3 separate regions of the Mus musculus genome follow, and regions 2 and 3 are each linked to region 1. A link is a loop called in an ENCODE intact Hi-C map of the cell type or tissue named here. Cell type or tissue: heart. All regions are shown on one strand.

Evidence for each region. Hi-C counts contacts between places; a loop is a spot of excess contacts. Peaks named below come from ENCODE experiments on the same cell type or tissue, not always from the same donor. Only the 100,000 strongest peaks of a DNase experiment are listed, where the experiment ranks them.
Region 2: it touches region 1 in a loop (4-fold over the local background); 2 of 42 quality-filtered maps call a loop at or near these places.
Region 3: it touches region 1 in a loop (3-fold over the local background); 12 of 42 quality-filtered maps call a loop at or near these places.

Annotation. Positions count from the first base shown.
Region 1 is chr8:105,220,826-105,228,825 of GRCm38, reverse strand. It overlaps D230025D16Rik (RIKEN cDNA D230025D16 gene), which reads right to left and starts at 3,639. Exons shown (of 16, transcript NM_145604.3): 1 at 3,340-3,639. The coding sequence starts at 3,403. In heart, no CTCF peak of the experiment used is centred here; a DNase peak (open chromatin) is centred at 3,675; H3K4me3 peaks cover 2,309 bases; H3K27ac peaks cover 1,656 bases.
Region 2 is chr8:105,285,996-105,293,995 of GRCm38, reverse strand. It overlaps 4931428F04Rik (RIKEN cDNA 4931428F04 gene), which reads left to right and starts at 4,468. Exons shown (of 8, transcript NM_028888.2): 1 at 4,468-4,592; 2 at 4,831-5,227. It overlaps Exoc3l (exocyst complex component 3-like), which reads left to right. Exons shown (of 14, transcript NM_177788.5): 5 at 135-744; 6 at 817-934; 7 at 1,019-1,144; 8 at 1,247-1,347; 9 at 1,551-1,661; 10 at 2,944-3,073; 11 at 3,192-3,314; 12 at 3,392-3,547; 13 at 3,640-3,764; 14 at 3,846-4,073. The coding sequence ends at 4,035. In heart, CTCF peaks have their summits at 1,934 (motif pointing right), 2,860 (motif pointing right), 3,715 (motif pointing right) and 4,455; DNase peaks (open chromatin) are centred at 2,885, 3,695, 4,465 and 4,785; H3K4me3 peaks cover 2,582 bases; H3K27ac peaks cover 914 bases; H3K27me3 peaks cover 2,438 bases.
Region 3 is chr8:105,166,051-105,174,050 of GRCm38, reverse strand. It overlaps Cbfb (core binding factor beta), which reads right to left and starts at 3,377. Exons shown (of 6, transcript NM_001161458.1): 1 at 2,998-3,377; 2 at 2,659-2,745. The coding sequence starts at 3,075. It overlaps Gm22063 (a small nuclear RNA gene), which reads right to left and starts at 1,555; the gene lies at 1,449-1,555. In heart, no CTCF peak of the experiment used is centred here; DNase peaks (open chromatin) are centred at 2,520 and 3,510; H3K4me3 peaks cover 3,132 bases; H3K27ac peaks cover 2,024 bases.

The DNA.
Region 1 (8,000 bases):
TGCCCAGGACAGCTAAAACCAAACAGAGTTAGGGTGCCGGGGGTATCAAGACAGGGTCTCACTGTATCTCTGGCTGTCCTAGAACTCACTATGTAGCCCAGATTGGCTTCAAACTCACAGAGACCCACCTGTCTGCCACCTGCATCCTGGGATCAGAGTCAGTTGTGTTGGGGGGTGGGGTTGTGCCACCATGCCTGGCCATTATTCTTTTGCCAGCACACCATGCTTTAATTATAAATCCAAACTGATTATGTTTTCCTGCATACATCATCTATCCTTTTTTTTTTTTTTTTTTTTTTGGTTTTTTTGAGACAGGTTTTCTCTGTGTAGCCCTGGCTGTCCTGGAACTCACTTTGTAGACCCAAGTGCTGGGACTAAAGGCGTGCACCACCACACCCGGCACCTTACCTTTTTTATGTCTAGGTAAAAATGGAAAACACATCCTGATCTGCCTCAGGGTTCTTATTGTAATCTGTGCAAACGCAGATGTAATCACTGCCTAGCATTATAATGGAGAGCTGCGTTCAGCCTCTTGGCTGCCTTCCTGGCCTTTGTATAATGTTGGAAGACCAGGAAAAGACCAGGAACAGAGACAAGAAAACCTAAGTAGAATCTCTGCAAATACCGCGCATGCTTTGACCATTGTGGAATAAAGGCATTGCAATTGAAATAATGGTTTCAGTAAGACTTGCAGAGTATATTGATGTAAAAGCTAGTATCTAGATTTGTTTTTAGTTTTCTGAGACAGAATCTTGTCCATACTAGTCTGGAACTCTACGCAGTCCTCCTGCCTTAGTACCTAGGTACTGACTGGGATTACAGGTCTGAGTCACTATGCTTGGCTTGGATTTGCTTTTGAATATTATCTTTAGAAGGCCTAAAGGCAGTTATAAAGCGTCATTTGAGAAACATCCTCCAGCATTGCCTTGTTGTGCAGAGACAATGGCTTGCTGTATCCAAGATAATATGCAAGTCAGTGGTCTCTGATCACAAATATTGGAATTTGTGTAGGAAATTATCTTATCCTCTGAGAAACTTAGGTTAATGGTGCAGCAGGAGTATAGAAATAGTTCATTTATTATAATGCATGTTATTATAAAGTTTATTTTATTATAACAGATGTGTGGGCTATTGTGAAGAAAGAAGGGACTTGACCTAACCTAGGGGCCCAGAGAAGGGTTGGTATTAACCTACAGAAAGATAGATGAAAGCCAGGAGTGGTGGCACATGCCTTTAATCCCAGGCGGATTTCTGAGTTCAAGGCCAGCCTGGGCTACAGAGTGAGTTCCAGGACAGCAAGGGCTACAAAGAGAAACCCTGTCTCGAAAAACCAAAAACCAAACCAAAACAAAACCCAAAAAACAAACAAACAAAAAGTTCAGGTTTTAAGGGCTGCTAAAATGGCAGTGGGCAAGGGTGCTTGTTGACAAACCTGGTGACCTGAATCTGATCACTAGGATTGGCATGGAGGAGAGAACCAACTCCTGTATGCTGTCCTCTGACTTTCAAATGTGCATGATATTCCCTGATACATTTTTAAATGTATATGGGTATTGTTTGGCCTGGAATGTATCTGTGCACATGACGTGTATGTATGTAATGCCTGTGGAGGCCAGAAGTGGTTCTAGGAATCAAATCATCGTCCTCTGAAAGAGCAGCCAAGACTCCAACTACTAAACTTCCCTCCTGCATAAATAAATGTAAAAATGTACACTTTCGACTGATATTGTGGGTCACTTTGGTACTTGTCACTGGGTTTGATCTCAAGTACTACACAGACCCAGTATGGGGAGAGACACAGAGAGAAATATTTTAAGTTCAAACTCAACTTCAGTTTCACTGGGAATCTGAAACCAGTCTGGGCTAATTGTCTAAAAAACAAACAAGAGAACAAACCCTAACTTCAAAACAGGGATGAAGAAGTAGCAAGTCACCACCAAGGCTCAGGTCTGCCCCCAAGTTCAACTCTCAACCTAGGATTTTTGGCTGATATGAAGACAGTGTTTAAAAAAAAAAAAAAAAAAAAAAAAAAAACAACTATTCAAATTCTTGGTTCTTGCAAATTTGCCAAAAGCCCTGGGTAGTTAGTTATGTTAGTTATAGTTCAGTGTTCTGGAAATTTCCTGACCCCAGCTGATCTCCTGTTTGCACTAAATCAAACAAAGAGATACACAGTCTCAGTAAACCATCTGTAGCTGTGGGTCTTAACCAGTCCTGGGATGTCCAGACTAGGTAGGAGTTGTCCAGGGGAGAAAAAAATGTTAATCAGAAGTCAAACATCATTTGCTTTTCAACCACGCTCTTGATGCCTCATATGAGGTTGAATGGAACATGTTCATAGCAGATTAAATTTTGAGAAGTCTACAGGAACAGGCAGTCTAAGTTCTGAGAACCAAGAGCCCTTGATGAAACTGGCTTTTATAATGGGCAAGAAAGAGGCAGGCAGCCACCAAGCCCCAGCAATCTACCCAGCTAGGTAATTCCAATATGCTGTCTCTATAGACAGAGTCGTCTACATTCAAGGATAAGCCATAAACAAATGGAGCAGCTGACTCAGTCCAAGAGCTCCCAGTAGAGAGACAGAGGTTGAGGCCCACACAAACAAGCAGCAGGAACACCTTTTCCCAGCCCCTTCGCTTAGTGCTGCCACTAAGTAAACACACTGGAGTCACTAAATGCAAATACTCTTGTTCACATACGAAGGCCAACTCTCCCCAAGTGACCTAACTGATTTGTCTACCAAGCCAATGTGTAATTTCCACTTCACTCAATTTCAACTTTTAACTCTGGTATCTGGTATTGCGACACCACACGTTAAGAGTACATTTCAAAAGAGAAGAAAACAAGTCGAGAGTTCCTTTTAGAAAAGCAAGCTCATTCCCCCACCACCCCCATCTGATTGTGAGGCATGAGCTTAGGTTTCCCCCACTCCCCTAAAACCAGAGAGAGACAGATCAGAGACCAGAGTGTTGATTAGGTGTGCTACCTAGTTCTTAACTATTAGAGTCAGCAAAATGGGCATAATACTATCGATATTCAGACTTCAGGGAGTTGTATTAGAGATAAATTCAAAAGAGCAGGACCTTCCCACTCCACTAAGTATTTGGTGTGTACTGGCTATTACTATCATAGAGGTCCAAAGAAGGACCCTGCTGAGACATCGCTGATCCTATGACAGACGGGAGGAGCGGGATTCTAAAGCCCGGAGCCGAAAGACTAAAGGGTGAGAAAAGGCGAAGAACCGCGGGCGCAGGGGCATCTGGGGCAGGAACCAGAAGCGGAAGGGACTAGGGAGAATTAAGGGCCAGCCAACAGGATCCCAAAAGACCCCACACTCACCCAGAGTGAATTCCCATTGCTCGTTCCCCAGAGAGCGTTCAGGCACCACCTCCAGGTCCAGCATTGGGTCGGTTCGCTGGGCCGGGCGGCCTCCCTGCGGCAGCGCAGACAGGACCCGGCCTGAGGAGAGCACGCAGCTGCTGACTGGTCGCTCTCGCCAGCCCGCGGACGTCCGGCTCTCCACTCGGTTCCGGGCGGCGACGGCAGCACGAACACAACAACACACTTCACCTCCCTTCAACCTCCCGGGCAGCAGCCCCGGCAGGAGAGGCTGTAGCAACAGCAGCGCCCAGAGCAACTGCAGCAAAAGTGGCGTGCCGGGCCGTAAAGCGTGGCAAAGGCGGGGCTAAATCATGAAGGCGGGGCTTGAGGCGGAGTCGCGCACGCGCAAACTCTGGATCAGAGGCCAGACCCGCGCGGGTAGAGCTGGAGGGAAGAGCAGCTGCTTTAGAACTTAGGGGCCACATTCCAGAGGTCCTGAAACTGCACAGCGCACCATATATGCCTACGCAAGAAAAGGCACAAGGCGGGAAACATGTCACACAAAAATAAAGTCTTCCGTCTGCACACTTGTCCCACTAATCTGCACTAGGAACAAAACGGACAGGAAGGACCCAGTCCCAGAGACTCACGGCCCCGCGGACCATTATCAAGCTTGTCACGTACTGACGCTGGCTGCCACTGCCTAAATTGTTCAGAAACCTACTCTCCTTGGACCCAGTGGTCTCTGAGCAGGGTCCACCTCAGAGTCGAGGATGTATGAGTCCGTTGGCAAGGGTTAGAGCGAGAGGATTTGAGTTAGAAGGCTGAAGAGTTCCGGGCCAGGTCTCATTTCCAGAAATGCTCAACCTAGGGAATACTTTCTAAGCACAGAGGCTGCCTCCTGCAGCTCCGCCTGGAGTCACCATTGCTGCTTGCCAATGCTTTATGGTAGTGACTAAAGCTCTTAAGTGTTCTGTGCCTCCGTTTCCAGTGAGTAGAAGAGGGGCTCCTCTAGTTATTCAGCCAGAATTTTCGGCTTGCTTGCTCTAGGGCACCCTAAAATTAAAAGGCAGCTGAGGCCTCTTTTGATGACAAGACCTCACACCCTCAGTCTCATTTTATAGACGAATAAATGAGGCACAAGGAGGGTAAAGACTTTACCCAAGCTTCCTTGATCCTAGGCAGCAAAGCTCGATTCCCATTATGTTTCCTAAGGGTAGTATTTAGCAGGGAACTAAGTGACAGACTAAATACTCAAACTGGCTATAAAGAAGCCTAACAGTGGATACGTCACAAAATTTCAAGTCAGTGCTATGGGATTAAACAAAATAAAATAAAAATAGTAGAACGTCTTTGAGAAGCATTGCTGCACGCCAAAACAACTGGGTCACTGGGCTGTCTGTCCAGTGGGAAAGTGGCTGCAGAAACGCTGACGTGTGTAGCTAGCTATGTTTAGAGGCTGGGTGTGCTGATTTGTGCCTGCTTGGAATCCCAGCAGTTGGGAGTGAGGCAGTAAAGAAGTTCAAGGTTAGGCCAGCCTGGTCTACAAAGTGAGCTCAGGACAGCCAGGGCTATACAGAGAAACCCTGTCTCGAAAAACAAAAAACAAAAAACAAACAAACAAAAAAAGAAGTTCAAGGTCGGGCTGGAGAGATGGCTCAGCTGTTTAGAGAAGTCAGTGCTCTTCCAGAGGTCCTGAGTTCAATTCCCAGCAACGACATGGTGGCTCACAACCATCTGTAATGGGATCTGATGCCCTCTTCTGGGGTGTCTGAAGACAGCTGTGGTGTACCCATACACATAAAAACAAGCATAACTTAAAAAAAAAAACGTTCAAGGCCATGCTGGGCTACAAAATGAGTTCAAGGCCAACTTGAGATAAAGTAGACGCTGGCTCAAAACAAAACAAAAGAAGGTGGACCCTTCCCCCACCAACTTTCTAAATTGAATTCTAATGCAAAGCAGAGTAGGAATAGTTATATGCTAACAATAACCAAGCAAGCAAGCACCAAACACTAGCTTTTATTTATGAGGAGGGGAAAGGGTCTGGGTTCTGAATAGGGATGCGGTAGGCTGAGCGGAATCTCAGGAAAAGAAAGACAAAGTCCCAGGCTTCTAAATAGGAAGAAAAACGATTTTTAAAGTTTGGATAAGCCACAAAACTGGGAATAATATTGAAGCAACTCCTAGGAGACTCCCAGTTGGTGTAGTGTGTAGTGATTTCTGTGAATTCAGGATGTTATCTTTGCTTATTTAAATGTGACCCATTCAAATTTTGTCCTAAGTAAAAGAAGCTTTGAGCTGGGTATGGCGGTGCACTCCTTTAATCCCAGCACTCGGGAGGAAGAGGCAGGCAGATTTCTGAGTTTGAGGCCTGTCTGGTCTACAAAGTGAGTTCCAGGAAAGCCAGGTTATACAGAGAAACCCTGTCTCCATAAACAAAAACAAAACAAACAAACAAAACAAAATAAGAAGCTTTGAATAGCCGAAAAGCTATTGGCAGAAGCAACAGAAGCAAATTCCAGGCTAGCCTGATCTACATAGTGAGTTTCAGGAGATCCAAGGCTACCTAGAGATCCTGTCTCAAAACAAAAACAAAGTCATGAACAAACAAACAAACAAACAAACAAACAAACAAACAAACCACTCAATGAATATTAGCGAAGAAGCTTAATTCCAGAGGATGCCTTTAAATGACAATTTTCCTAAAATAAGGGATGTTCAAAAATATGAGAAAGTAATCAATGAAGACTGTGTTCAGGAAGATAAATAATCCTGGTATCCTACAAATTGGATTTTGAGGGCAGCCTCAGAGAACAGCAGCTAATTAATAGCAAAACAGATGGACTGATAAATCCCAGTTCTACCTTAGCTCCGTATCTTGGGCAAATTAGTTCATTTCTTCAGGCCTGTTATCTGTTTGTAAAACAACCATGCACCTACCTCACAGATCTGTTAGTGGGTCTGCGCGCTTTTGTGTCTGGCTTATATGAAAACATTTTTAAATGTAATTTACAAATTACTTGATGGAATTGACAGGAGTTACTGTGTGCACATAGGAGGAGAGGAAGAGGCGAGTCAACCCTGGGGCTGTAGAGATGACCTACGTTCAGTCCCCAGAACTCAAGCCCAGCACCTCGCAACCACTTGTAACTCCAGCTCCTCTCTCTCTCTCTCTCTCTCTCTCTCTCTCTCTCTCTCTCTCTCTCTCTCTCTCTCACACACACACACACACACACACACACACACACACACCCCTAAATCAGGTGGATGGCTGAGTCATTTAAGAAAGGAGCTGGAGGAGCACGCATTCTTTCTGGTAATAATCGTGCTAACTTGGAAAGCAAGCTATCGACGGGCTTAAAAGACAAAGAAATCTCCTCAGAAGAGCTTTCCAGTGATATGCCAGTTATACACCAAGAACAGTAACTTCCTTCTTCAATTATGATTTATTTTCATTTTATGTGCATTGGTGTTTTGCCTGCATTTGTATCTGTATGCCAGCTTCTGATCCCTTGGAATGGGAATTATAGACAGTTGTGAACTGCCATGTGTGTGCTGGGAATTGAACCAGGCCATCTTAACTGTGGAGCCATCTCTTCCAGCCCCCCCCCCCTTTTTTTTTTTGAGACAGGGATTCTCTGTGTAGCCCTGGCTGTCCGGCAACTCGCTCTGTAGACCAAGCTGGCCTTGAACTCAAGAGATCTGCCTGCCTCTGCCTCCCAAGTGCTGGAATTAAAGGCTGGACTCTTTTCTTTCTTCTTGTAGTGCTGAGAATCCAACCCAGAGCCTTGTACATGCTAAACAAGTACTATCACACAGTTACACTTAAGTATTTAATAACTGAGAGTGGTATGTATGTATGTGGTAGTCATTAGAGCTAGCCATGAACATCCTGATTCTTCTAGCCAAAAGTTGGACTGCAATCCCTCCCTCCACTTGGAAGGTGAGCGCGGCAGCTGTGACAAGGGCTGTAAGTTGACTATGGTAACTCCATTTTGGTACCACAGATGAATTTTTGTCTTGCTAAGTAAAGTGTCAGTAACTGTAAGGGAGAATTTAAGGAAAATAGTTCTGGGGAGAAAAATAACTCAAGGCTGAGGGCTCTTTGAAAGGTTGCTTGCCCTTGCTTATTTTTGTTAACCGAGCATTTTGGCTTTTGTGATTATGTACTCCGCTTTCAGCAGCAGGAAGGGAACCTTGGGCCTTCCCTTCCAGCTTCTGTAACTAGCATCTTGCAGTTAGGAGAAAAGAATTTTGGGGGCTTTCCAGACAGGGTGTGTGTGTGTGTGTGTGTGTGTGTGTGTGTGTGTGTGTGTGTGTAAAAGACTTGGGGCTACACTTGGGGTTCTGGTTGGAATAAAGACTTGAATTGGCTCTTAGACTGTGTCTGAGTGGTCTTCTCTGGGGGAGACTAGCTTGGCCCAATAAAAATAGAAGATGCACGTCAACTCTAGGTATTTCCAAACCCCTCTTTATGATACCATCTCCTTTCTGGTTTGTCTCAATGGTTGGCAGTGTTCAGTTCTGCTGTATAAGGCTTAGGCGTACCATTGGTATTTGGCTCAAAGACTTCAAGCTGTTGGCTTTTCAGAAACTAGATTTTAACCACTGAGCCATCTCCCCAGCCCCATCTTTTGTTGGTTTTTTTGTTCGTTTGTTTTGTTTTTTGAGACTTT
Region 2 (8,000 bases), 65 kb before region 1:
TGACCCGACGCAGTACCATGCTTATTATTAAATAGTTAATACATCACACCAGTCTCCAGACCTCAGTGTCCCTTGCTGTACCCATAGCCCAGATGGGAAGGCTGAGACCTCAAGCCGTCTCCTTTCTTCCTTAGTGCCGGCTACAGTGGCCCACACGCAGACCCTGATAGACTCTGAGCGACTCTTGGAGGCATATGTGAGCCTGCGGGAACTAGAGCAGCTGAAAGAGGAGACACTGGCACCCCTAGGAGGTCTGGAGTTGCCAATCTTCCAGGGGCTAGGCCTTCTGGCTGAGGCCCTAGGCCAAGCTGTGGAGGCGGCTGCAGGAGCTGCGGGGCGGCTGGCACGAGAGGACCCAGCCCTGCTGGTAGCTGCTATTCGTGTGGCAGAGGTGGAGACTGAGCGCACAATCCTGGGGCAGGCACCCCGAGACTGGCGGCAGCGATGTCTTCGGGCGCTACAGGAGGGCCTGGAGCGGGTCCACTTTGCATCGCCTGTGCTTCCGGAGCCAGGGGCTCTGGCGGGGTGGCTTGAGGCTCTGCAGGTAGCCTTGCCCGCCGAGTTGGCAACAGCGGAGGCATTGGTGGCACCCTGCTGCCCACCAAGCTACCGTGTGGTTGAGCTATGGGCCCACACCCTGCACAGTGGCCTGCGCCGTAGCGTGCAGCAACTCCTCGCGGGGCCCGAGCTAGGAGCTGCTGACACGTTTGCCTTGCTGCACTGGGCACTGCATGTGTACACGGGGTGAGTGTCCTTGGAGAAGCGGGAAGTGGGACGATTAGAGGCTCAGTGTGACATCCTGCTATCCATCTCTAGGAAGGAAATGATGGGGAACTTGGAACTGGGGCCTGAGGCTGATGTGTCCCAGCTAGAGCCCCTCTTGACCTCAGAGAACATTGAGCAGCTGGAGGCAGCCTTTGTGGCTCAGGTTCAGGTGACTAGTGACTGTCCGGTTGTCTAGTTGAACGTCATGTCAATACCCTGATATAGCTCGCTGCTCCTTACTCTTTCTTGCCAGGTAAGTGTGGCTCAGTGGCTGAAGAAGGCACTGGATGGAGAGGTAGCAGAGTGGAGCGGGGAACAGGAGCCCCCCACAGATCCATCCGGTTTCTACCACTCCCCAATGCCAGCCATTGTCCTGCAGGTAGGTGGGAAGAACCCAAGGAAGTAGGCAGCTCGCATATGGAAAGGGGAGAAGGGCAGCGGGTCTAGGAAATGTCTGAAGGCCGCTCCTCCCTGCTTGTAGATCCTGGCTGAAAACATTCAAGTGACCAACCTGATTAGTGACTCATTGCATCGGCGGGCGCATAACATGGCAGTGTCAGAGCTGGGCGCATTCTTGAGAAGGTTTGCCAAGCAGGGGGGCCCATCCACAATCTCCAGCCCTGCTCCCAGACAGCCCAAGGGCTCTGAGTAAACTGGACAGGACACACTAGTGTGTGTGTGTTACCCTTAAACAAATACTTGAAAGTGGGACAAGAGTTCTGGGGGTGCAGCTGTGGGGGTGCCACATTAGCAGCAAACCCAAGAGGCTCCTCTGCCTACTGCAGCTTCAGCGACGCTCTGATCCGATTCTCTCGAGACCATCTCAGGGGAGACGCCGTGGCCCCTCACTATGTGCCCTACCTACTGTCTGCCTTCAACCACCAATCAGCACTGAGGTACCACACTTTTCCTAACACACTTCTGAGTTCCTTTAAAGTCTGGATGCCACCCACACCAGAACCACTTTGGGCTCACAAAGATGGGGTTCTAATCCTCGCTCTGCTAATTATCAGTTGTATTACAAGGTACCTGTCACTTTTCTTACTAGTATTATTTGGATAATAATAAAATCGTCAGAGAATCATATTAGATAAAGATGTTAAATCTACTACATTCAGGAAATAAATTTTTTAAAAGATTTATTTATATGAATACACTGTACCTGTCTTCAACCCACCAGAAGAGGGCATCAGATCCCATTACAGATGGCTGTGAGCCACCATGTGGACCTCTGGAAGGGCAGTCAGTGCTCTTAACCACTGAGCCATCTCTCCAGCCCCCCCTTTTTTTTTTCGAGACAAGGCTTCTCTGTGTAGCCCTGGCTGTCCTGGAACTCAATCTGTAGACCAGGCTGGCCTCAAAGCCCGGCTGCAAATATATTTTTTTAAAGATTTATGTATATGGTACACTGTAGCTGAACCAGATGGTCGTGAGCCTTCATGTGGTTGTTGGGAATTGAATTTTTAGGACCTCTGCTTCCTGGTCAGCACCCCCTCACTCCAGTCAACTCCGCTTGTTCAGGCCCAAAGATTTTTTTTTTTTCTTTTTTCCAGACAGGGTTTCTCTGGGTAGCCTTGGCTGTCCTGGAACTCACTCTGTAGACCAGGCTGGCCTCGAACTCAGAAATCCGCCTGCCTCTGCCTTCCTCCAAGCTGGGATTAAAGACGTGCACCACCACGCCTGGCTCAGGCCCAAAGATTTATGATTATACATAAGTACACTGTAGCTGCCTTCAGACAAGCCAGAAGAAGGCATCAGATCTCATTACTGGTAGTTGTGAGCCACCATGTGGTTGCTGAGATTTGAACTCAGGACCTTCGGAAGAGCAGTCGTTCTTTCGTCAGCCTCCACCAGGCCTGGCTTATCTTGAGTGTTATGCTCTTGGTGGTGTGCAGAGAGGACAGACATACATGCGGGGAATTTTTACTCTTTTAAGAGCTCCCCTCTAAAACAAAATAAAAGGAAGAATAACTTAACTTGAGGTTACATTAGAGGCAAGTCCGCTGGGCATACTCTTCCTAGCCTTACAGAATACCTGAGCCCTTCATAAATTCAGAGCCGCCCTTTCCGCCCCAGCTCCCACCAGACACTGTACCACAAGGTGGCGCCAGAGTGGATGAATCCTAGAGGGCCATGCGAGCCTTGGCCTTGGTCCTGAAGTCACACTTTTTGGTCCAGATCTTCGGTCTCGGTCCTGCTGCCGGACGGGGAAGCTTCCGGGGTCTTAGCTCCAGTGGAAGCTGCGCTGGACGACGTACAAAGGAGGATCTGCCGCCTGGTTTTGGAAGTACTGCAGGTTGAGCTCCAGGTGAGGTCGCCATCCCAGTCTAGATTGGTAGTGTGAGGGAGAAACACGGTCTATTTATGGTGGCCTCTACGGGATCCGGATCATTTCCCTAGCCCTGTCTGTGCTATGCTTTCCCTAGCCCCTGTTCTCCGCTCTGCCCTCGCGCCGGTGGCTATTGAGTTCTGAGTTGCTAGATGGTGTGTGTGAGCAGACGTCGCACTTCTGCCAGGACTTCTGGCGCGTACGGAAGCCTGGTGTTCAGGTAGGGCGAGGAGAGGAAAGCTGGGGAAGGGGTTGTGCTGGTGGGACCCTATATTCAAACTGATTACTGTCCTGCAGCTGCTGCTGGCAGAGGCGGAACGAACCGTGGTGTTACAATACCTAAGGGCTCTGATGCAGGGCCGCCTAGTGTGCCGCGGTACGGACGAGCGGAGCCAGGCGGCTGAGCGACTTCGGCAGGATGCTGCCCAGCTCAAAGAGCTTTTCCTTGGTTTGGTGAGAGCTCATTGGGAGGGCAGACAGTCGAGGATCTCTGTAGTTGGGTGGGAGCCGAGGGCCCGCTGGAAACCCTGTTCCCATGTGTTCAGGGCCTGGAAGAGAGCGCTCACTGCGCGCCCGTCCTGCTCGCGCTGAGGGAACTGCTCAACCTCCACGACCCCACACTGCTTGGCCTCGAGGTGGCAGGCTTGAGGCAGCAATTTCCCGACGTGAGGTGCGAGGAAGGGGACAGGGGAGGAACGGCCCAGGAGGACGAGGGAGGGCTGGGCTGACGCACGTGGTGGTATTCCTGCAGCGAGGATCACGTCTCTGCCCTCTTGGACCTGCGCGGAGACGTGTCCCGAGAGCATCGTCAGGCAGCACTCAGTTCGCTGCAGGCGGGTCCACCGCCCTCACCGTCCACTGGCCGCCGGGCGCTCTTCAGCCTGGTACCGACGCCTACGCCCTCCCTGTCCTCCTGCCTCCCTTCAGGTCCCTGCTCCTGACACCCATCTGTTTGCGTAATAAAGCCACGTCTACGACACGTCTGAATCTATGTGTTGGGGGCGCGCCGGTGAAAGCAACAGTGCAATTAGGGGTCCGTGCACAGTGGTACATCTATAATCCTGGCTGAATCCTAGTATTCTGGCAGCATCTCACCTATGCAGACATCTGCTCTCTTTGTGGACTGCGTGCCCCGAACCCTGGGCTCCCGTGGAGTACTCACTTCCTATGTATCTACTACCGGCAAGCAGTAAATGGTTTCATCGCCCTCGCCAGTCGCTTTAGAAGCGCGGAAGTTTGAAGAGGGGGAAGTCTAGGACCAGACGCGGTCCAGGGGCGCAGGGTGGCAGCGAATCCCGCCCCTCTTCGCACGTTTGGCTCCGCCCACAGCGAGCTTAAGCACGCCCCCTACGGCGGAGACGGACGTGGCCCTTGCGTCTTCGTGTGAGCGTGCGCGCGCCCGAGTGCGCGTGTCTTTGGCGCGGGCTTCCATGGTCTCGGCGGCCAGCGATCGGCTTTGAGGAGCAGGAACTGCGGGCAGCAAAAGAGGCGTGATCAGGTGGGGGCGCGGCACGCGGACCGAACCCCTACCCCACTCCAAAAACCGAGACTAAATATGACTAAGACTTCACCCTTCTTGATTTACCAGGGAATTCCCCCAAGTCCATTGTCTCCTAGCTCCGCCCTCCATTGGGCACGCCCTTCACCCTGTCTCACGCCCTTTATTTGTCTTCAGGGCACGCCCTCCCAGAGCTCTTGGTTCCTATTGGTTGTTTTCCCACGTTATCTCTTTCCAGGGGTTCTTATTGGTGTGGGCCACACCCTCTCATTTGTCACCAGACCCCGCCTTCAGCAGTCAGGGACTCCAGCCTCACCCTGAATTCATTCATTCTGCAACTAGTGAGTGCGTGGGACGAGAGGGTGAATCAGACCCTTCCTGACCTCGGGGAGTTCAGGGCACGGTGGGGAAATATGGATCTAGCCTCCAGCCATGACAGCCTAGGGCTGTCAAGAAGCCATCAAGACCCTGGGACCCTTTACACATCGGGAAGGCTTCCCAGAGAAAGTGAGGCCTAAACCGGGCCCTGAAAAAAATGGTTAAGAGGTTGCTCCAGGGACACATTGGCAAAAGAATTCTTGGCAGAAGAACCTGAGACGTGAAAGAAACAGGTGAATTCTGGTAATTACGTGGAGGTAGGTGGAATGAACGAAGGGAAAATGGAAGAACTGGCCCATATAGTGGTCAGTAGACATCCAGAAAAGTATACAGTTTGAGGGTGAATGAGATCTGAGACTAGAAGTCATTTTTTAAGCAGCCGATCACTAGGTAAGGTGGAGGAAGACTCCGAGAAGGAGGAGGATGCCGGGGTGGGGGTGGGGGGAGTCTAAACAGGGTATCTAAGTTTGCGAAAGGAATGATTATAGTATTTTTGCTTTAGAGGTCTATTTTTATTATTTCTGGGTATGGGTATATGCATGTGCCCGTGGAGGCCAGAAGAGGGCCTTGGGTCTCCTGCAGCTGGAGTTAGCCTGCGTGGACACTAGGAACTGGATTTGGGTTCTCAGGGAGAGCAGCAAGTCTCTCCAGCTCCATGATTTAGTTCTTACAAGGACTCAGGTTCATCCATGGATCACAGTGGATTACAGTGCTGGATCAGGGACTGTTCTGGGTTCTGGAAGCACAGTTGCACATTATAGAAAGGAAAACCCAGATAAAGCCTTCAGATCTGCCATGCAGACAGTGAGCTAGCTGCAGTAGACTTCAGAGACAGCAACAACTACAGAAAAAGCTTAGTTCCAGGAGAGAGAGGAGGTTTGCTCTTTTGTAGAGATTTGCTAGTGCTGACTTTCTTTTATTCTTCTTTCCCTTTTTTTTTTCCTCTCTGTTTAAAGCTTTTAAAGACAGGTATTGCTGCATAGCCCAGGTTGGCCTGGAATTCACAATTCTCTTGTTTCAGCCTCAAGTGCTGGGATTACAGACATGTGCCACTACATCTGACAAGCTTTTCTTCTGTTTTTAATTTTTTTTTTATTAAAACACTTCCATGTAGTTTGATCATGTTTTTATCCACACACCCAAACTCCTCCCAGACCAACTTTCTCTCTCTCTCTCTCTCTCTCTCTCTCTCTCGTGTGTGTGTGTGTGTGTGTGTGTGTGTGTGTGTGTGTGTGTGTGTGTATGTCTAGGGCATCTCTTCTAATATGATATTTATGAAGATTTTTAAGAAAGTGACAAGTGACCCATGCTATTCTGGGGTGTGTGTGTGCGCACATTTTTATACAATGGGTATGTTCCGTTTAAAGTACCTGTTAAATAGTAAAGATACCTTGAAGATTGGGTATGTTGGCTTAATCCTGACCCAAGACTAGAGAGGTTGAAGTAGGAAGATGGTGAGTTGAAGGCCACATGGGCTACATAGGGATGCTCTGTCTAAAGCAAAGTTAGATAGGTGTGAAGAGTGTTGATCCTGGTCTTAAGGGAGGAGTCCAAACTGATTTATTTAAAACCATGATAGTGAAGTTGGGTATGGAGGTCAGTGGTTGAGGGTTTGCTTAATGTGTACAAGGCCCTGGGTAAAACAAAACAAGAAGGACTGGAGAGATGGCTCAGTGGTTAAGAGCACTGACTGCTCTTCCAGAGGTCCCGAGTTCAATTCCCAGCAACCACATGGTGGCTCACAACGGTCTGTGATGGGCTCCAATGCTCTCTTCTGGTGTGTCTGAAGATAGCTACAATGTACTTATATACATAAAATAAATAGTTGTTTTAAAAAACAACAGCGGCAACAACAACAGAACAGAACAGAACAAGAAACCACAAAATTAGATGGAATCCAGGGGCCGCTAGGGGGTGTGAGTGTAAATGGAATAGAGAAGTTGCCATATACAAGCCTTGGGTTATTACAGTGTTAAGAGGTTGATATTACAAGGAAGACCAAGAAGAAACAGCCAGTGATGTGGGCAGACAAGCATGCCCTAATGTGTTCAGAAAGGAAGATGGGAGTAATGTCCCCGGGCTAGAAGGATCAGCTGCACCAGGTGCTACAGACCCACACCATACAGATCCATTGGTGACCTTGAGCAGCTCAGTTTGATGGACAGCAGGACGTCTGCATGTCCAATGGCAGTTTGGGAAACAGAACTCAGGAGCGCACGGGAAAGAAGAAAAGGGAGATGGTGTGTAAGTGACTCAGGGTATCGTGCCGCAACAGGAGAGCAGCTGCGGGGAGTTAGGCGCGGACTCTCAGAAAGGTTTTGTTTTGTTTTTTAAGATGTTTTTTAACAACAGCATGTATTTCTTCAGTTGCCAGAAAGACTGGTGATGTAGGATCAAGGAGAAAGGCTACAGTTGAGTTTCTGAGCAGGCAAGGGGAGTTCAGAGGCTGACGCCTTCAGTGTGTCTCTGGGGAGAGAGTGGATTGCACTGAGCCCTGACACGCAGTCAGGGGTGAGTTCTCTGACAGTGGCCTTGGATGCCCACTGGGAAAGATATCTCAGCTAGGTGACAGGCCAGGGGCTGGTTTGAATGCGCTGGGTTTCCTCTGCTTCCCAAAAGCAGATTCTAATTCCATCCTGATCAATGGGAAAGAGAAGAGTATTTCATGTGGGGACTGGCCTGAGCAAGTGCATTCATTCAAACTGATTACCAAAGGGCGGGAGGCTGTAATGAGCTAGGTGAAGCGGGGAGGTGGGACTGGGAAGATGCCATCGGTACAAAGCAGATTGTGGGCTTCTCTCACCTGTGGTCCATCTAGGGATCTGAGGCGGTCTGTATTCTGCCAACTTCCAGATTGGGTAAGTGCTAAACACTGAAATTAGAACCATGTTTAAGACCTTAGTTTTAGCTCTAGATCTGACCGTCAGAGAGAATTCTAATAAATAGGAAAATGTCTACAATTCGTTGCCTTGCTTTGCTCCACCTCAGACTATTGGATAAGCCTGGTAGAAGGAATGCATACTTCTGGAG
Region 3 (8,000 bases), 55 kb after region 1:
CAAGCCCACGAGGACTCAACCCACACAAAAAAACCAAGGCAACCAAGGGAAGCTGGGAGTGGGAGAGGTAGTCTAGCTAGGGAAGAGCACACTGATGGGCTGTCCTGTGCCAGATGGCAAGTCTTGAAAACATACATAAAAGCAACAGTATATGGACTGAACACGTCCTATTTAGAAACATATATGCATATATGTATCAGAAAACAATGAAAGAAGAGACCGTGAATTTGAGGGAGAGTGAAGGGCATGTGGGAAAGCTTTCAGGAAAGAAAGGAAAGGGAGAAATGTAATAATATTATAATCTCAAAAAAGACTCCAAGTATGGAATGAAAACATGTTCTTCAGGAGGACAGCTGTGCAGACAAGGCTAGCCTGAGCTATAAAGTCATATTTTCGAGAAATAAAAAATAAAATGAAGAGACATATTTCCAAGTCAGCTTCAGAAAAGAAAAATAAGGAAAAGGGGGACAAGGCTTGGAGAGATGGCTCAATGGGTGAGGATGCTTGCTGACAGACTGACAGCTTCAATCCCTGGAATCTACATGGTAGGAGGGAACTGCTGTCTGACCACCATGTGTGCCCTGGCACACGTGCACACCCAAATACTAGACAGATTACCTAGAACCTCTTCTCAAAGAAAAAAAAAAGGAAAAATACAATTTGTAGGATCGAATATTTAGATGAGAGCCTCGAATGTCTAATTCATTCTCAAAGGAAATTTATGACGAATACAGCAAGCTGTAACACTGCTGTGTCACAACAACATTAAAATACAGCTGTTCAGACACACTGTGTCCTACGCCCAGTCTGTAATGCATGCACCAAACTCTGACAGGACACATAAACAAATGTGCCACTGCATTTAAGAAAGAAAGTCAACTCAGCCTGAGCATACAGCAAGTCATTATACTTTATCTTATCTTCTATACTTAACATTAGTGACATCCAGGAAACCCTTTACCGGTCATCCCACCCACCCACCTTTTGCTACACAAAGCAGGCCAAGGACGCCATCATCACTAAAGGGTGTTCTTCTACCGCTTAGGGCCAAAACTAAAAAGCATTCTTATGTTTTTTTGTTTTGAATCTCGTAACTAGAAATCAGGTATGGGTTGAAAGTGGTAGGCTCTCTTTTATGAAACACCTGAATGATTAAATATTCAATAGCTCTTGCTATATTTAATTATAGTGTTACCTCACTAGCAATTCAATTCCAACAGCCTTCATTTAAAATATTAAAACATCTTTAAAAATAAATCTGGTTTCAGTGACAAAAAGTTGTTCATTGTTTTTTTTTTTTTCCTTTCCATTTTTTATTAGGTATTTAGCTCATTTACATTTCCAATGCTATACCAAAAGTCCCCCATACCCACCCACCCCCACTCCCCTACCCGCCCACTCCCCCTTTTTGGCCCTGGCGTTCCCCTGTTCTGGGGCATATAAAGTTTAAAAATATGTAACGCTTCACGAATTTGCGTGTCATCCTTGCGCAGGGGCCATGCTAATCTTCTCTGTATCGTTCCAATTTTAGTATATGTGCTGCCGAAGCGAGCACAAGTTGTTCATTGTTATACGAACTACATCTCAATTAAAAAAAAAAGCGACATTCACCAACAGCCTTATACTGTTAACCTGTATTCAAATTGTACCTTTACTTAAAGTTTGGGCTAAGGCAATGGGTCTGTCACTTGAGCAAATATTAGGATTTCATTACACAGTGCTTCAGTTTAAAACAAAACAAAACAAAAACCACCCAACCAAAAAAAATCTCTTTCCTACAGTTCTTCTTTTCGTTGCTTCCTAACCAACACCTCTAAGGAGGATAACGAAGAGGCAAGAGAGGAACTAGATCACTTCGATATTTTTCAACCCAGGACTTGCCGAGTCCATAGCAGTCTTCAAATATAAAACAGGAACCTCTAGATGAACTATGGGATTTGTCTGTGTAGCACCAGGCAATTCTTTAGCAACTCCAATACTCAGACAGGCACATCGAGGTTAGAAAAAGGAAAATATAGATTTCTTTCGGATTCTTAACATTTTAAGAAAAGAAAATTGTTCATCCACTGGGGCCCTTTCTCTCGTCTCTCTCTTCTATTAGGACAGTCTCTCTCTTCTATTAGGACAACAGATAAGTGGAATAGATTTACTCTCGGCTGTACTGGGAGATAGCTTCTCATATAGATTTACCAATCTCGCTTCTCAGAAACAAGCCTATCGCTGATCCCCCTCCAATGATTCTTTACACGTAGGGCTGTATCCTTCCTACAAGCACCCCGATGTCTGGCGGAGGTCACAGCCTAGGCGACAACCTCCGCCAAGCTCCGGTTGGAGCTCCGCTCGGATTGCCGAGCCGGCACTAGGACACGCAAACCATCCCACGAACCGAACCATCGCGGCGGGCCAAGGAGAAGGCGGGTCCGCCCGAGGGCCGAGCCGAGCCGCCCCGCCAGCATCTGCCTCTTTCTTGCTTTTCGAATCCGGACTAAGGAAGTGAGCCTGCGCCCCCGGCTCAGTTCCGGGAGCCGCAGCGTCCGCGGCGCCGTCCGGAACACGCCCGGGGCCGCGCGCAACAAGTGACTGGCGCGCGCCTGGGTCCCCGCGGCCTCCCCGCGCGCACCGGGGGTAGGGTGGGGGGGTCCCTCCCCGGCGACTTACGATCTCCGAGCGACCGTCGCGGCAGGCGTTCTGGAAGCGTGTCTGGCGCTCCTCGTGGGGCCGGTCCCTGAAGCCCGTGTACTTAATCTGCAAGGCAGAGAGACGGCCCCGAAATCAGGAGTCAAATCCGCGGCGGCACCCGCCGGCCCGCCCGCCCGCTCCCCGCGGCTCCGATAAGGGCAAGCAGAGCCTGTGGGCGGACTGCTTGCCGGGGCGAGATTCCCCCTCGGCCGGCGCGCCGTCCCGGGGGCTTCCCGGCAACCGAGCCGCTCAAACTTTTCTCCTCCCCGGGCCCACTCGGGGCGCGCCGAGGCCTCCGCGCCTCCCCAACCGCCTCACCTCGCACTCGCGGCTCAGCTTCCTGAAGAACTCCTCGTTCTCGAACTTGCTCCTCTGGTCCGGGACGACGCGCGGCATCTTCCCGCCCTCAGGCCGCGCCGGCCGGCCGCGCTCCCCAGGCTCGCGCGGGCACCCGCTGGCGGGCTCCGGTGCTGACCGCCTTGACCGCCCACCCGCGGCACCCGGACTCCCGCTTCTCTTTGTTTCAGGAGCCCGCCCGCGTGGCCTCCCGCTCCAGGGAGGCTGAGGTGCGGCCGTGTGCTTGGAGCCCAACCCACGCTACCGCCGCCCGCCTCAGCCGTTGCCGGCCGTCCTCCCTCCCGCCCGCCCGCGCAGACACAGCTTCCAGCCTCCCCCGGCTGCGGCCGCCACTTCCTCTCGCCGCCCTCCTCGCTCTCCCGCCCCGCGCCGGCCCCACCCCTCCTCCTCCTCCTTCTCCTCCTCGCGCGCCCGCCCGCCTCAAACTCTAGCAAACAAGACGCACCATTCACAACTCCACGACCCGCGCCGCGCATGCGCCACCCACCCGCTTGCGGGGCCGCTGGGTTGCAGTGAAACCCTGCTCCTTCCTCAGCACTTCCCCTTGCCTGTCCGCGGGCTTCTCTGCGAACAACCCGCCCAGAAGGGATCCGCCCCTCTCTTAGCAACTAGAAGCGGACCCGCAGACCTTTTTTTTTTTTTTTTTGGCCCTTTGTGAGCGATCTGGAACTTCTTGGCTCCCCAGCCAGCCACGCAGAGTCACCCCCAGAAGGGCCACTTGAATTCAAGGAAACCTAAATCTTAGAGGACTTTGCATACAGGGAGGGATGTGGACTGTGCACTGAAAGGTGGAAGTAAGCATCTAACCAAATCATGGTGTAAAAAGGTGGTGGCTATTGAAACGGGGTTGGCCTTAGGATTCCGTGTAGCTCTGCCTGCAGACAAGGTTTAGACAAGTACCAGACCAGTAAGTCTCAGATTAGTAATTTCTAAAATGCACACTCATAAGTTCATGGCGTTAGTAGGAGAGTGTTTATGTAGATCTAGCACATCATTTAAAGGAAAACTATCTTAATTATATGTAACCGGTTGCCAGTCCATATTTTTACCCAAATGTGCAATCAAACAAGAAAAAAAAAAAAAAATCCAAGATCTGCAAGTTCTAGAGAACTTACCAGAGCAGAAGAAAACCAGACTCGGGGTTTGCAGCAGAGCTTGAGCTAAAGCTGACCCTCAATAAACTCTGATCCTTAAAAATCGCAGTTTGTTAAAAGTTCAGTTCAAGGATGGCAGGTAAGTGCCAACTCTTGGCAGCAGCTGGCCAGATGCTAAGGATTGTGAAAAGATACTCATAAGTCACTGGAATCAGTTCTGAGGTCAGTTGTTAATGCCTGCTTGAATACAGATTTTGGCAGAATTTCACTGCTAGTCCAGCCCAATCTCATTTATTAGATAGGGACCTAAACGTGGGTAAGGAACTGTCCTAGTTTGCCATAGACAGCTCTCATTTTTAGCAATGACCTCCCCCCGCCCCCCAAGCCTTCTGAAGCTGCTCAGTCCCTAACAAACTAGGAGGGTTAATCATCTTAACTGAAGTCTGGAGAGTTGATTACCCAAAATTAAAGGTTTGTTGGTGGGAGTGGTGTGTGTGTGTGTGTGTGTGTGTGTGTGTGTGTGTGTGTGTTTTGAGTAAAACATACTGCCATGATAAAACACCATGTCCAAGGCACGTTATAAGAAGAGTTTGTGTGAGCTTACCACTCCAGAGGGTTAGAATCCCTGAACGGTGGAGCATGGTGACAGAGGCAGGAAACTGAGGGCTCACATCTTTAATCAGAAAGCAGAATAAGATTTAGGAATGCCAGTGGCTTTGAAACCTCAAAGATGGCCCTGGGGACACATTTCCTCCAGCAAGGCCACACCTCAACAGTGCCATCACAGGGGATTAAGTATTCTAACATCTGAGCCTACGGGAGGGCCATTTCTCACTCAAACCACCACAGTCTAGGCGGTGCAGTTCAAACCCAGGGATTCACCTCATCAAGCGCTTTACCACTGAGCTGCAGTCCCAGCCTTCATGGTCAGGGGTTTTAGCAGTGAAATTTGTAAGCAGCACGTACTTACAGTGCCAGCGACTTTGGCCACCGAGGTGGGAAGATTTCTTGAGCCGAGGACCTGTGCCAAAAAAGAGAATCAAAAAAGGAGGAAGGAGGTGATTAGGTTGATGGTTTTAAAAGACATACTCCTTCCATTAGCAAATATGGAATTATCTCCTTCTTGGGGCAGGCACCCTCCATCCCACCCCAAGCCTATAGAACAGATTAGGTGCATGAATGGATGCCAACAACTTCTATCGATGGATCTTCAGCTATTTTACCATCTTTTCACTTAGTCATTCATTTATTTATCTATTATTTTTGGTTTTTTGAGACAGGGTTTCCTCTGTGTAATGCTAGCTGTCCTGGAATTTACTCTGTCCACCAGGCTGGCCTGGAACTCAGGGACCCACCTGCCTCTGCCTCCCAAGTGCTGGGACTAAAGGTGTGTACCACCACTGCATGGCTTCATTTATTTATTTATTTTTAATGTTTGTGTATATGTGTGCCCGTGCATGCACACACACGGGTATAGTGTTTGTATGCGGGCACACATGCAGTGGCTTGTATGGAGAGTTCAGAGGACGACTTTGTGGAGTCAGTTGTCTCTTGCCACCTTAACTCCCAGGAATTGAACTCAGGTCATCGGGCTCTCACACAGCAAGCTCTCTTTAGCTTGCTCAGCTCTCTTGCCAGCCCTGCTCAGCCCTGTTTCAATTTCAAGGGACAGAAACCCTATTCCAACAAACTTAAAACTGAAAGAGGTCACCTATTTCAAATAAACAAACCAAAGACAGACAGGCACAAATGAACATCACCCAGACTGTAAGAACCCACTTCTGTTTCTCCTTTCCCTTCACTCTTAATTCTCAAAGGCTCTCTTAGTCACCTAATCTGTTTCCTGGCAAACGCTAGCATCAGCCATTCTTCAGCTTCTTGAAAATTATTACGGGAAGGACTTTGATTGCTCGTCCTAGGTTCACATAGCTTCCCTTCTGTAAAATGTCCAGACAGACGTACTGATATAATCTACCAGTTTACATTATCTCACCATCCATCAGGGGTTAAAGGCCTGTGATCCGCAGCAACAGAGGCAGTTTGATGAACTGAGAGAGAAAAGCCTTTTTCCCCCAGAGAGGGAATGAATGAAAATGTGGTATGGGCCCACTGAGTGGTCTGTATCAGCTCTCTCTAGCAAAAGATACAATTTTTTGTTTATATATTTATCGTTTTCTGTGCGCTAATTGTTTCTCATATTGGAAATAAAAATTGAAGCTGGGAAGGATGACCCAGTCCTGTAATGCTAGACTGGTACTCGGAGACTGAGGCAAGAGAATGTCACATCTCAGACCAGCTTGGGCTGCTACACAGGGAGACTGTCCAACAACAACAACAACTCAATCAAATAAACAAAAAAAAAAAAAAAAAAAAAAAAAAAGAAAAGAAAAGAAAGAAAGAAAGGAAAATCAATCATTATTGTCCCCTGAGAGGAAAAATAGTCTCAAGAACAAGGGATCTGGAGGTAGATAGGGGTTACTTCAGGGGAACACAGAGCAGAGTATCCTGTCAGCTGAAGGGGGGTGGGGAGCAGCATCCTCAGGGAAATAAATGGCAAAATCTGCCCAGCAAACAGAGAATGAGCACAGCCTTTGGCAACTCCAGGGCACAGGGTAACCCACACTCACCATGGTCTGGCATCTGAGCGTCCTGGCCAGGAAAAGAAACAAGCTGTTGGCTGTAGGGGTTCTCCTCAGCTGACCTCAGCTGACCTCAGCTGACCTCGGTATGCCTTTTTGATTTTGATTTTGGTTTGTTTATTTGTCTTTTTTGTTTATTTTCAAAAATGGGATTTAAGAAAAAATTATAAAGGAAATTTTCATCCAGATGAGGTACATTCGGGCCTGCACTCCTGGCAGTCTGGTTGAGTATGGATTGATTCAGACTCTGCCCTGTGAAGTTTACTCAGATCCAGATCTAGAAGGTCTGAAGATAGGTCTTTGTGCTGCTCAGAAATACCCTTCCCATCGCTTGTCCCAGACACTCATAATTCCTTTGGAGCCTTGTTACCTGGAACCTTTCTGTCCTAAGCATCCAACTAGCTTAGACTCCCCTGAGCATCTCCCCACCTTTCTGTCTGGGTAGTCACTTCCTGGGACCCCGAGTCCGATCTCCAGTAGACGAACAGAAAGTATACACTAGAGATCCTGTGGGGAGACGGCTCAGTCAGGAGAGTGCTGGACACTAAAGCATGAAGACCTGTGCTAGATCCCTAGATCTTACCTGTTTGCTTGTTTGTTTGTTTTTCGAGACAGGGTTTCTCTGTATAGCCCTGGCTGTCCTGGAACTCACTTTGTAGCCCAGGCTGGCCTCGAACTCAGAAATCCGCCTGCCTCTGCCACCTGAGTCCTGGGATTAAAGGCGTGCGCCACCACGCCCGGCTGTTTTTTTTTTTTTTTTTTTTTTTTTAAAGTAAGGCCTGGGTGGCTCATGCTTAACACTGGGGAGGCAGAGACAGGAGAATCCCTGGGACTTGCTGGCCAGCCAGATGCTTAAATTGAGAAGTTCTAGGTTCAATGAAAGATCCAAAGAGTAAGGTAGAGAACAACTAAAGAAGACACTGATTCCAACCTCCGGCCCACCAACACACACACACACACACACACACACACACACACACACACACACACACGCTCACGCATACCCTCACACACAATGCACACACAAAGAACAGGACTCAATAATCCTGGCAGGAGTTGATAAGCTTTCATTGTCTAGCCCAGTTATGAAACTCTGGCCTGAGTGTTTTAACGCCCTCGCCTCAGTTCATTCAGGCAGGCGTTTTTCTAAGCCAAGTCGTCTGTGCCGGTCAGGCAGATGAGGAAATTAGAAAGTGAAAAGGCAAATAAGGTGAATTACAAGACCCTGGCT